3 separate regions of the Homo sapiens genome follow, and all the other regions are linked to region 3. Evidence: chromatin loops called from intact Hi-C (ENCODE). Cell type or tissue: endothelial cell of umbilical vein. All regions are shown on one strand. Each heading gives the region's core, and the rest is flanking DNA. Links, peaks and the distances in the headings are about the cores only.

Region 1 (3,906 bases), core at 627-3,126, 93 kb before region 3:
CCCTTTCCTGTGATGATGATGGAAAATGTGTGTTTGTACTTTTCATCAAAGTTGGGGGAAAATTCCATTCAGCTGTTATTTTTAGGTTGTTAAAAGAGATAAGCTGCAAGGCTATTAAATTCAGTATCTATTGATACAATCATGATTAGATCTATTAAGCTAATTTATTTCAGAAGCACAGGAATTAAATCTTAGCTATATTTTCAGCGAAGAAAAATACACATCCCATTATTATATATACTTTTGGAAAATGCAAATGCAGTGCAATGCAAACAATTGATATTGTTTACATTCCAGTGCTATTCAGTTTCCCAAAATGTAATAAATGTCTTATCTTAAAGAAATACAAAGGATCTGGTTCAGGAAACTTCCAGATTTATGTGCACCTACAATTACTGAATCACATGTTGCTAAAATTTTCATATTTTATATCAATGTAAGGGGCAGAATCTTTACACAGATAACATTTTTCCAGAGCCTGACTATTGCCCTATACATTTTTAAGCTGCCCAATAAATATTTAGTAACATTTTTTGTGTCTCCAAGTGAAAATAGATCCAGACAATAAACAAACATCACTAATGTACTTCTTTAATTCTTCTTTAATCTTAAACTCTACAGATTTCCAAGAGATCATGTGTCAGAAGCTGTGTCCCACATGGCAGACCATGAGCTCTCCAATGTGGGAGATGGGCCCACCTGGCTGCTTAAGTCCCTGGAATGACCACTGTGTGTCTTGTAGTTGGCACATCTGTTTACCAGCTCAGGAGGAAGAACATGACAGTGATGTTTACAGATACACAGGGGCACTGTGTACAGAATGAATCAATTCACTCTGTGTTGGCCCTTATAGATGTATTTCCATCTATATTTTTTGTTCTTATTTTCTCACTGTTCTCATATTCCGTGCTCTCCTGTTTACCTTGTTGCTTTTGGCATTTTGAGAAGTGTTTTTGTCTTCTTTGTATAAATGTTGTGGATAAAGCACTTAGAGGATTTCAGAGAAAGCTCACTACTATACAAACCTAATAAATCTACAACGTCCTGTTATATAGAAAACCAATACTGACTGCCTCTGAGATACAAATACTTGATTTACTTCTTCTATGTTATATAAGTGAAACATTACTATTTAGAAAAACTTAAGTAGTCAACTGAATCTTTTTTTGTTGTGCTCTGATGCATTTGAAAAGATTCTGTAACCTCATTAAATTATCCCATCCCATTTTACATAATTCATCAGTACTTAATTGTACACTGTTTTCTTCCTTTGTCAGTATTTTTTAACAAACTCTGTATTTGATGCATCCTGTGGTTAAGACAAAACAAAATTAAATGCAATTGTTTCTCTAAAAATCATGATTATTCCTTGGTTCGTTCTTTGAACGTTTCGTGGACTAAGCCAGGCACACTAGGGCATATGGCAGAGGAGGCAGAATGCCATTGCTCACACTGCTTTGCCCTCTAGAGGCTGGAGGGAGGGGCTTCAATGACTTTCCCTGAAGAACCACTTTTTACCTGGGTTCTAGATATTTCTCTTAAGAAAGCCACTTTTTGTCCACAGTTCTGACTTAGATTCAGAGGTCTGGGAGATGTTGACTGTTGCCTTTCATGGAGTAACTGCCATTGTGTTTTTTTAAGAGAGCTTTAATGAATGAGTTTTAGGACTATGTGGAAATTTCTGTGAAATGGTTAAGATTCTCCTATATAGTTTTGAAACTGGGTCATAGAAATACAGAAGAAAAAGAATTAAAATTCTTTCATTACACTTACAGTGACTCCATCCATTGTTTGCAGTGAGTAAGTGACTCATCTGTAACTCAGTATTTTGGGAGGAGGAGGAGGAAATGCCAAGTTCGAATCACATCCCTTTGTGCAGGCAGCAGAGTTGTAGGGGAAGGAGCTGGGCTTGCAGGGTGAGAGGTTGGGGGTCATAACTGGGTGCCAGTCTGTGTACTGTAGCTGTTACTTAATCTCTCTGAATATGTTTCTTCATTTGTAAAATGAAGCTAGAATGGCGTCATTAGGAATGTTAGGTGAGATGAGTCAGCACTGGTTTGACATGTAATAGGCACCAAAAAAATGAGTTTTCTTTCCCATTTCTTCTCTAATATCATAGAAAGAGAGCACTGAAAGGAACCAAATGACATAACTTTTTTTCTTTAAGTTGTGAATTGACGATTTATGTTTGTATACATTTATGGGATACAAAGTGATGTTATGATTTATGAATCTAATGTGGAATAATTAAATCAAGCTAGTTAATATAGCCACCACCTCAGATAGTTAACTTTTTTGTAATTGTAACATTTGAAATTTACTCTCCTAGCACTTTTGAAATGCACAATATACGCATACCTCAGAGATATTGCAGGTTCTGTTCCAGACCATTGCAACAAAGTTAATATCACAATAAAGTGAGTCACACAATTTTGTGGTTTCCCAGTGCATATAAAAGTTATGTTTACACTATACTGTAATCTATTAAGTTTATAATAGCATTATGTCTATAAAAATGAATATACCTTAATTTTAAAGTATTGCTAAAAATGCTAATGATTATCTGAGGCTTCAGTGAGTCTTAATCTTTTTGCTAGTGGAGGGTCTTGCCTTGATGTTTATGGCTGCTGACTGATCAGGGTGGTGAAGGGTAGGGTAGCTGTAATAATACCTTAAGACAACAATGCAATTTGTCACATCAGTTTACTCTCCCTTTTACAAAAGATTTCTCTGTAGCATGTGATGCTGTTTGATGGCATTTTACCCAAAACAGAACTTCTTTCAAAACTGGAGTCAGTCCTCTCAAACCCTGCTGCTGCTTTATGAACTAAATTTATGGAAATATTTTAAGTAATTTGTTGCCATTTCAAGAGACTTCACAGCATCTTCACCAGGAGTAGATTCTGTTTCAAGAAACCCACTATCTGGCTGGGCACCATGGCTCACACCTATAATCTCAGCATTTTGGGAGGCCGAGGCAAGTGGATCACTTGAGGCCAGGAGTTTGAGACCAGCCTGGCCAACATAGTGAAATCTGGTCTCTACTGAAAATAGAAAAAAACAAAAAATTAGCTGGGCGTGGTGGTGCATGTCTGTAATCCTAGCTACTCGGGAGGCTGAGGCATGACAATTGCTTGAACCCAAGAGGCAGGGGTTGCAGTGAGCTGAGATCATGCCACCGCACTCCAGCCTGGGTGTCAGAGTAAGACTCTGTCTCAAAGAAAGAAGGAAAGAAGGAAAGAAGAAAGGAAGGAAGGAAGGAGGGAAAGAAAGAAGGAAAGAAGGAGAAACCACTATCAGTGTTTATCCATAAGAAGCAACTCTTTGTTCATTCAAGTTTTATTGTGAGAGCAGCAATTTAGCCACATATTCAGGCTCCATTTCTAATTCTAGTTCTCTTACTATTTTTACATCTTCAGTGACTTTCTCCACTGAAGTCTTGATGTTCTCAAAGTCATCCATTAGGGTTGGCATCAACTTCTTCCAAACTACTATTGTTGATATTTTGACTGCCTCCCATGAATCATAAATGTTCTCAATGGCATCTAGAAAGGTGACTCCTTTCCAGAAGGTTTTCCACTTACTGTACCCAGATCCATTGAGAAATTATAATCTATGGCAGTTTTAGCCTGACAAAATGCATCTCTTAAATAATAAGATGTGAAAGTCAAAACTAATCCTTAATCCGTGGGCTACAGAATGGATGTTGTATTAGCAGGCATGGAAACAACTCTTATCTCCTTACATCTCTATCAGAACTCTTGGGTGACTAGGTGCATTGTTAATGAACAGTAATGTTTTAAAATGAATCTTTTTTTTTTTTTCTAAGCAGCAAGTATTAACAGTGGGCTTTGTATATTTAGTAAACCATGCTATAAATAGATGAGCTGTCATCCAGGCTTTGTT
Region 2 (3,906 bases), core at 627-3,126, 300 kb after region 3:
TGGAAGGATGAAGTTCTCCAGATGGGAATGAGGAGGGCATCTTGTTTGGCCTGTCCAGTATATATCTTCTATTGTGCAATTACAGATAAACCAGGGAGAAAATTGAAAGCCTCAGATGCTCAACTTCTTATTTTGTTGGATATATTTTAAGAGTAATAAAACCGTCACGAAGATGTAAAACATACCATTTAAACCTCCTCAAGATTGGCAGACTATTTTTATACATAGTCAATTGTATTTTAAAATGACTCTCTCATTTTTAAAAATAAAATAAAATAAAGTGTCAGCTCCATAGGCATAGAGGGAAGAGTCTTTAAAAACATGAACTCATCAACGGATCTAAAAATAAGATAAACTCAGATATCAGAATAGGAAATTCTGTCTTTCAAAATATTATCCTCATCACCTTTCTCTGACACAGCTGTGAATCACGCAGAACATCCACATATGACAAGATTTTAAAATGAATATAAAATATTCTATATAGAAAGTTGTGTGATATACATATAGATAGATATTTTTTAAAGAATACTTTTAGGTACAGTCCTTGGGAAGAATTTTCTTGAGAAAAGACATTTGCAACCCATATCTGTGAAATGACAGAATTTATGATTCCCATGGAAATTTTGTTCATTGAATGGAGAAATGGGTTATCTGGTATCTGAAGCAGATCATTTAGAATTGTTGATTAATAAGCTAGAAATATGTCCTGAAGACTGGCATCATGGTTCAGTCAACAAAGCCAGAATAGATTAGGGCAGATGCACTCAATCGTAAAACAGTGTGCCTTTGTAGGAAAGGGCACCCAGAGGAATGTGCAGCACGGTGGGAGAGGATGTGGCCCCTGCCTCGCCAGCTATACTAATGGCATTAATCACCAAGGAGGCAGGTGTTGCCACCAGATTGCTCTCACATCCTAAGAGATCTTAAACACCACTCTGTGCACAATATTGTAATAGATGCCAAGTAGAAGCATCTTCCAATCCATCCCAAATCATTGAGGATTTATCAGAAAGTGAGACAATTATTAATACATAAACAACTCAAAAGTGGCTTTTTATGAACATGCAGAAAATGAAATTTTTAATTGTTTTCCCTATTTTGTTTTTTGTTAAATTAAGAGTACTGTTCCTTAAAGTATGTCCTAAGATATATCAGCTGATTTTAACAGATGACACATAAGAAAAAGTTTTTATGGATAAACATCTTAGGTATACACGGGGTTAAATAGAGTGAAATGGGTTTCTTTGGTGCAGTGCTCCTAAAAAAATGAATGAATATGCTTTGGGAATTTCATCTGTGGGGTGTAGTATTTTGTATTTCCCCCATATTTTATCTTAGATCCCTTTTTCAGGACCATCTCGTGGGGCTAGTGCTTTGTTTATCTTCTTTGTCACTGAATCCCTAGTACCTAGCATGGAGCCTGACACTAAAAGACACTCAAAAAATACTTGTGGAATAAAGTAATGAATTTGCAGATCGTTTAATGTCTGGCCAGGGGTCCATCAGCCCTTTTCAGAATAATATATAAGAGAAGGCTGTGGCTCTTCCTACTTCTGTGCCATGTGCTGCCAACTGCTAGAGTTTGTACCAGCCTGACTTGCTTCATTTCTCTTTGACTAGGTGAGTGCAAGGGGCATCAGGAAATACTATTTCACCTGGTCTACTTTCTCCATATACCCTCTTCCTCAACAACTTTCTAGGAGGTTCTTCTCCTCTCTTTTTTGGGGGTGCATGCTAATGTTACCACACCCTGTCTTCTTTAGGGAACATACAGATATTACAGCATCAGCCAAGAGCTAGGGTATTAATGTTCCAGTTTATGGAATGTGAGTCACTTCCCAGCAGAGCAAGAGGGAGGCTGCATGAGCTGTGTGTGGGTCAGAAGACTGCTGCTGAGCATGGCAGGGCCAAACAGAAAGCTTTCCTTTTACTTGCACTTTATTTGAACTGTGGGTAAACAAAGACTTTCTATTTCTAGAAAGTCCCATTGTTTTAACTGCTTTGAGTTTCTTTTGCAAACTTAAAAAGTCATGTCTTTATGCAAGGCGTTTAAAGCTCTGTAGGCCCAGTCTCGGCCGGGTGTGGTGGCTCACTCCAGTAATCCCAGCATTTTGGGAGGCCGAGGTGGGTGGATCACAAGGTCAGGAGTTCAAGACCTGCCTGGCCAAGATGGTGAAACCCCGTCTCTACTAAAAATACAAAAATTAGCCGGGCTGCAGTGGCAGAAGTCTGTAATCCCAGCTACTTGAGGCTGAGGCAGGAGAATCACTTGAACCCAGGGGGCGGAGGTTGCAGTGAGTCAAGATCACAATCATGCTACTGCACTCTAGCCTGGGTAACAAAGTGAGACTCCATCTCAAAAAACAAACAAACCAAAGAAGCTCTGTAGGCCTAATCTTAACTTTTTTTTTTTTTTTTTTGGTTCCTTTTCTATATTCCCCTTACACTTTTTTCTGTTGTTGTTCTTATATACCACAAATTCTTAGCTCTCTGAAATTCAACAATGTATGACATTAAAAACAGCTATAAGATTTTGTCATGAGTGGAATATTCAACTTTGTAGAGAACTCGATAATGTAACCTCTCCAGGGAAGGAATTGGGAGCATATGATTCTTTTTTCTCATTCAACAGATAATGTGCTAGGGGCCTTGGAGAGTTGAAACACTATTTAAAAAAAAAATAGTTTTTCAATCCCTGTCCTTTAAGAGATTTGGGGTAGAGAGAGGAAAATAATGTTTACAGAATACTTACTGTGTTCCAGGCTATACATCCCTATATCTAGATTCATGTCTATATTTATATCTAGTCACGACAATAGTATAAGGCAAGTTTTGTTTTCCCTGTTTTACAAATGAGGAAACTGAAGATCAGAGAAGTCAGGTAACTTCTGAGATTCACTAATTTAAACTAAATTCTCCTAAAGATAGGATGATAATATTAAGGTTCAGAGAAATTGAGTAACAATTGGGATTATCTTATTTAACCTAAATCCTTCCAATGATAGGATAATTATGTACACTGTTAAAAAAAAATATGTCTGAACAGGCCAGGTGCAGTGGCTTACCCATGCAATCCCAGCACTTTGGGAGGCCGAGGCAGGTGGATCTCTTCAGTTCAGGAGTTCAAGACAAGCGTGGGCAACATGGCAAAACCACATCTCTACAAAATTACAAAAACCATCTGGGCGTAGTGGTGTGCACCTGCAGTCCCAGCTACTTGGGGTGCTGAAGTAGGAGGATCTCTTGAGCCCGGGAAGCTAAGGCTGCAGTGAGCTGTGATCACACTGTGATAGCGAGACCCTATCTCAAAATAATAATAAGGGCTGAGTGCAGTGGCTCACGCCTGTAATCCCAGCACTTTGGGAGGCTGAGGTGAGCGGATCATGAGGTCAGGAGTTCGAGACCAGTCTGGCCAATATAGTGAAACCCCATCTCAACTAAAAATACAAAAATTAGTCAGGCGTGATGGTGGGCGCCTATAATCCCAGCTACTTGGGAGGCTGAGGCAGAAGAATTGCTTGAACCCAGGAAACAGAGGTTGCAGTTGAGCCAAGATCACACCACTGCACTCCAGCCTGGGTGACAGAGCGAGATTCCTCAAAAAAAAAAAAAGAATATGTAAATATATATATATATATTTATATATATAAATATGTATGTAAATATATATTTAATATATATATATTAAATAAAAAAGATAAGTATGAACAAAGAATCACACAGGGCTTCTGAATATGCTGGTAAATATTTTAAAACCTGCCTTTCTCTTGTCTTCTGAAGTGCCTTTCTATCCATTTGATCTTGGACTATGCATTGTACTTCCCAGAAATTTCATTTGTTCATCAGAAAATCCTCTGTGCCAATGTCAGAAGTTTTGGGTGAGGGAGTAAATAGTATAATTTA
Region 3 (3,906 bases), core at 743-3,242:
GCAGTGGCTAGCAGAACAGTCTCAGGCCATGATTTCTTGGAGTTTACAGTTTAGTGGTGTCAGTATATAAACATGTGTCTTAGTGATTATCTGTATATGTCATATGTAATTCTTAGGCATTTAATTTCTGAGTCTTGTTTTCTCATCTGCATAAGGGGGTTAAAACAGGTCTGGCCTTTTTCACATGATGAAATGAGACTTAATGTCAATAAAGTTCCCGATTTTAAATGTAAAACATAACCCAGAAATAAAATGTCCTTATTTAATCAGTTAGCTGACATAGATAATGTTGATACCTGGAGCTATCTTGCAAGGTAGTTTGGAGGACAAGAGAGAGTTTGTGAACCACTTGACACAGTTAAGTCTTCAATAAACGCTGCCTATTATTCTCAGTGTCATCAGTTGTTCAGAAATCACATATTAGGACTCAGTTTTCCAGATTATCTTCCTTCTACCCTTTTTCCTTCTCCCTGATCCTGCCACTCTTGCATCCATTGGCATTGTAGCCACCCCCTACAGTGACACAGTTGAGGACTGCCTTCCCAATCTGTATTCTGTGCTCCATCATAACCTTCTTTGTTTCATCAAAAAAAAAAAACTAAAATCTCTCATCCTATTCCCTCAGGGTCTTGCTTTCCATGTGGATGCCCGAGGCTGATGTTATCATTCCGAGATGAATTCTGTTGGTTCATTTGTTGTATGCCAAGTGTGTGCCAGGTGTTTTATCTCAAGTGTTCCTCCCAAGCAAATCTTATTTCCATTTTATAGACATGTGGGATATTATCCCAAATTCACAGAGTAGAAAGTGGCAAAACTGGGATCTGAGCTCTTTCTGCTGAATATAACACCTAGTGACTCCCTATAGACAAATATGAGTTATAAAGAAATACAACCTTTAAGATATGGCACTAAGCAAACCAATAGTTGGGGATTATATTTTACAAAACACATGGCTTTTGTAAAAGCAAATGCATAAAACTGCTGATTAACTGTTATTTACTGAGCACCAGTTACATGCCAGGGACTGTCCCAGATTTTCAACATACAGAGATGGATAAGCAGGATCTTGCTCAAAGAAGCTTACGTAGCTGGAGGAAGAGAAGTGAAGATAAAATCATGTGACTATGAAGTAATTCAGCCTCAATTGGGTATGGCATAGTCAGGGCATATTTCACGTGTAGGTTTTGGTGGAGGGTGCTCACAAACAGAGGAAGGAGAAAAAGTGGATCCAGGATAAAGTAAACAGTGTGAGAAGGCAACAAAGGTGTAAGACAAAGGAGCTGTTTGAGGACTGCAAGAAGGAATGTGGCTCAATAGAACAATATGTTCATGGAGAAGAGTGAGACAGGATGCTAAGGAAGTGTGTTGAGGTAAGCCAAACTGACAGAAAGGTCTTTGATGCTATGCTGAGGCATTCAGACTTGAGTCTATAACCAGTGAAGAGCCATAAAAAGTCTTTGTTTAAAACTGTATTTTAAAATAATAGCTGTGTGAGTATCATCTATCCCCACTGTGTTGGCCTATGGTTTTTAAGATACCACACATCAAATTGTGCCTCCCTCCTGGATATACTGCAGGGTAAAACCTTAGTATAATTCAGTCTGAATGAACAATAGTAATTAGTCCTGAACTATGCCTTGCTGTTATAATACAGTGCACATGGTGATAGCAAATAAGCCCCCAGGGACTCATAAACAAAATGAATGAATTATTGAAGTCCCTGTACTAATTTTATCTCTGGTGTAGAGGTTGAACTATCCATTAGAGCAATTCTAGGAAAAACAAAAACAAAAACAATTTGCCACAAGACCCCAACTTTTCTATCCTATTGCCACCTTTCCTTTCTATCTTGAATTCTATTTGAAGCTGTAGCTTTCCTAAATCAGATGCTAGAGTTTTAGTAGCTATGCATCAGTAGCTCTGGCATTGCTTGGAGTCTTCCTTAATCCAGCAATGGAACTAAAATGAAAATAGAATTACCAAAAGGGCAGATGCAGTATCTTATATCACTTTTATTATATTATATTTTAGCCACTGAGACAGGAGGGGAGAATATTATAGAATCAGCTTGCTGCAGTCTCGCCTGTAATTATATTTTTCCTTGATAAGGCATTGGCAAGTAGCCCACCAAAATATTGATGTGAAACTTGATCTCTCAGGGATGTGGAATTTCTCCAGCCCTGGGATTGAGACTGAGAGGTTTTGGAAGTGTTTGGCAGCTGTAGTAAATTCAGGAGCTGGAGGCAAGGAACAATTCTTCTAGCACAAGCCCAAAGTCAATATATTATATAACTACAAAAGGCACACTCCTCACTGTACTTTTATACTCTTCATTGGATCTTGTCCAGACCATGTTATCTTACATAGATGTAAACATACACTTTATGTACTATTTGAGAAAAACTGAGAGTCCTATAAAGTTTTTATAATTTTATATTTAGGGATGGGTATGTTAATTATAAGTAAAAATGAGGATTCAGAATTTCCCTCAAAATAAGGAGTGAAAAATTATCTGCATGCCCCATTTTATCACATAGTTTGAGTTTTGCCTTCTCTTGCTATCTTTTTTATACGCACCAGTCCAGTTTTCCTCCTTTTTTTAGAGACAAAATCCTGCTCTCTCACTCAGGCTGGAATATAGTGTTACAATCATAGCCCCCTGCAGCCTTGACCTCTCAGGCTCCAGCAATCCTCCTGCCTCAGCCTCCTGAGTAGCTGGGACTAAAGGCGCATGCTACCAGACATGGCAATTTTAATTTTTCCTTTTTTCAAAAAATTTGCTACAATATGGACGTACAGCATCAATAGAATTTGTTGATAACTACACAGTTATGGTTATAAGTTAAGTTATTTTAAATTAGAGCCTATATAGTTATTTCCCTAGGTGAAACTGCAGGCATTGTATCCTCTGGCCCATTGAACCGCCAGAGTTCAGTAAGAGTGTGTCAGAAGGCTGCTGGCAGAGTGAAAAGAGCATAAGGTTGGGATCCAGACACACCTGAATTTAAAATCCCAACTCTGGCACTTATGACCTGCATGAGCTTAACGAGCATCTGAGTCTGTTTCATCATCTGTAAGCGTATGAGGAATAAAATGGTATTATGTACAAGAAGCACCCAACCATTGTTGGCACCTAGCAGGCATTATTTTCTCCCATTTTCTTTTCTCTTTCCCACTTCAGAATGGCCAGAATACCAGGAAATTTACCTCACAGATTATCTAGCAAGTAAAGGATTTGGTGATCAAGGTTTTCAAAATGGCTTCAGGTGTGATTATTATTTTTATTTTTTTATGTTGCCATGTATTTATACCAAGTGATATGGTTTGGCTGTGTCCCCACCTAAATCTCATCTTGAATGGCAATCCCCATAATTTCTGTGTATCTTGGGAGGGTCCCAGAGGGAGGTAATTGAATCATTGGGGCAGTTTCCCCCATGCTGTTCTCATGATAGTGAGTTCTCAAGGTATCTGATGGTGTCATAAGCGTCTGGCATTTCCCCTGCTGGCACTCATTCTCTCTCCTGCCTCCTGTGAAGAGGTGCATTCCACTATGATTGTAAGTTTCCTGAGGACTCCCCAGCCATGTGGAATTGTGAGTCAAACCTCTTTTATTTATAAATTATGCAGTCTCGGGTGTTTCCTTATAGTGGCATGAGAATGGACTAATACAGCAAGCCAATTTTGTAAAAATGACTTCAGATAGCTTTACAAATAAATTCAGTTGGTTGAATAAATGATAGTACAGTAAAAAGTTAGAGAAACAGGGACAAAATACTCTAAACCAGTTGCTGTAACTGAGTACAATATTTGGTCAGAGAATTCCCCAAGGAATTTCCATTATATGTAGCTTCCATTATAAGAAAAAAACAAAGATGAGAGTTCATCAGAGGAGACAGATTTTACCCT

Evidence for each region. Hi-C counts contacts between places; a loop is a spot of excess contacts. Peaks named below come from ENCODE experiments on the same cell type or tissue, not always from the same donor. Only the 100,000 strongest peaks of a DNase experiment are listed, where the experiment ranks them.
Region 1: a loop joins it to region 3, with 8 times the contacts of the local background. A loop is called at or near these places in 1 of 110 quality-filtered maps.
Region 2: it touches region 3 in a loop (2.7-fold over the local background); 1 of 110 quality-filtered maps calls a loop at or near these places.

The regions. Positions count from the first base shown.
Region 1 is chr9:18,236,531-18,240,436 of GRCh38, forward strand. It overlaps a transcript of ADAMTSL1 not described here. Among named protein-coding and RNA genes, the nearest start is that of ADAMTSL1, 240 kb to the right of the region's middle. In endothelial cell of umbilical vein, for the core only: no CTCF peak of the experiment used is centred there; a DNase peak (open chromatin) is centred at 1,911; H3K27ac peaks cover 2,500 bases.
Region 2 is chr9:18,631,234-18,635,139 of GRCh38, forward strand. All of the region lies in intron 5 of ADAMTSL1 (ADAMTS like 1), which reads left to right. Among named protein-coding and RNA genes, the nearest start is that of MIR3152, 60 kb to the left of the region's middle. In endothelial cell of umbilical vein, for the core only: no CTCF peak of the experiment used is centred there; a DNase peak (open chromatin) is centred at 1,908; H3K27ac peaks cover 1,594 bases.
Region 3 is chr9:18,329,867-18,333,772 of GRCh38, forward strand. It overlaps a transcript of ADAMTSL1 not described here. Among named protein-coding and RNA genes, the nearest start is that of ADAMTSL1, 140 kb to the right of the region's middle. RefSeq lists an enhancer at 3,198-3,761. In endothelial cell of umbilical vein, for the core only: no CTCF peak of the experiment used is centred there; DNase peaks (open chromatin) are centred at 1,235 and 2,155; H3K27ac peaks cover 2,500 bases.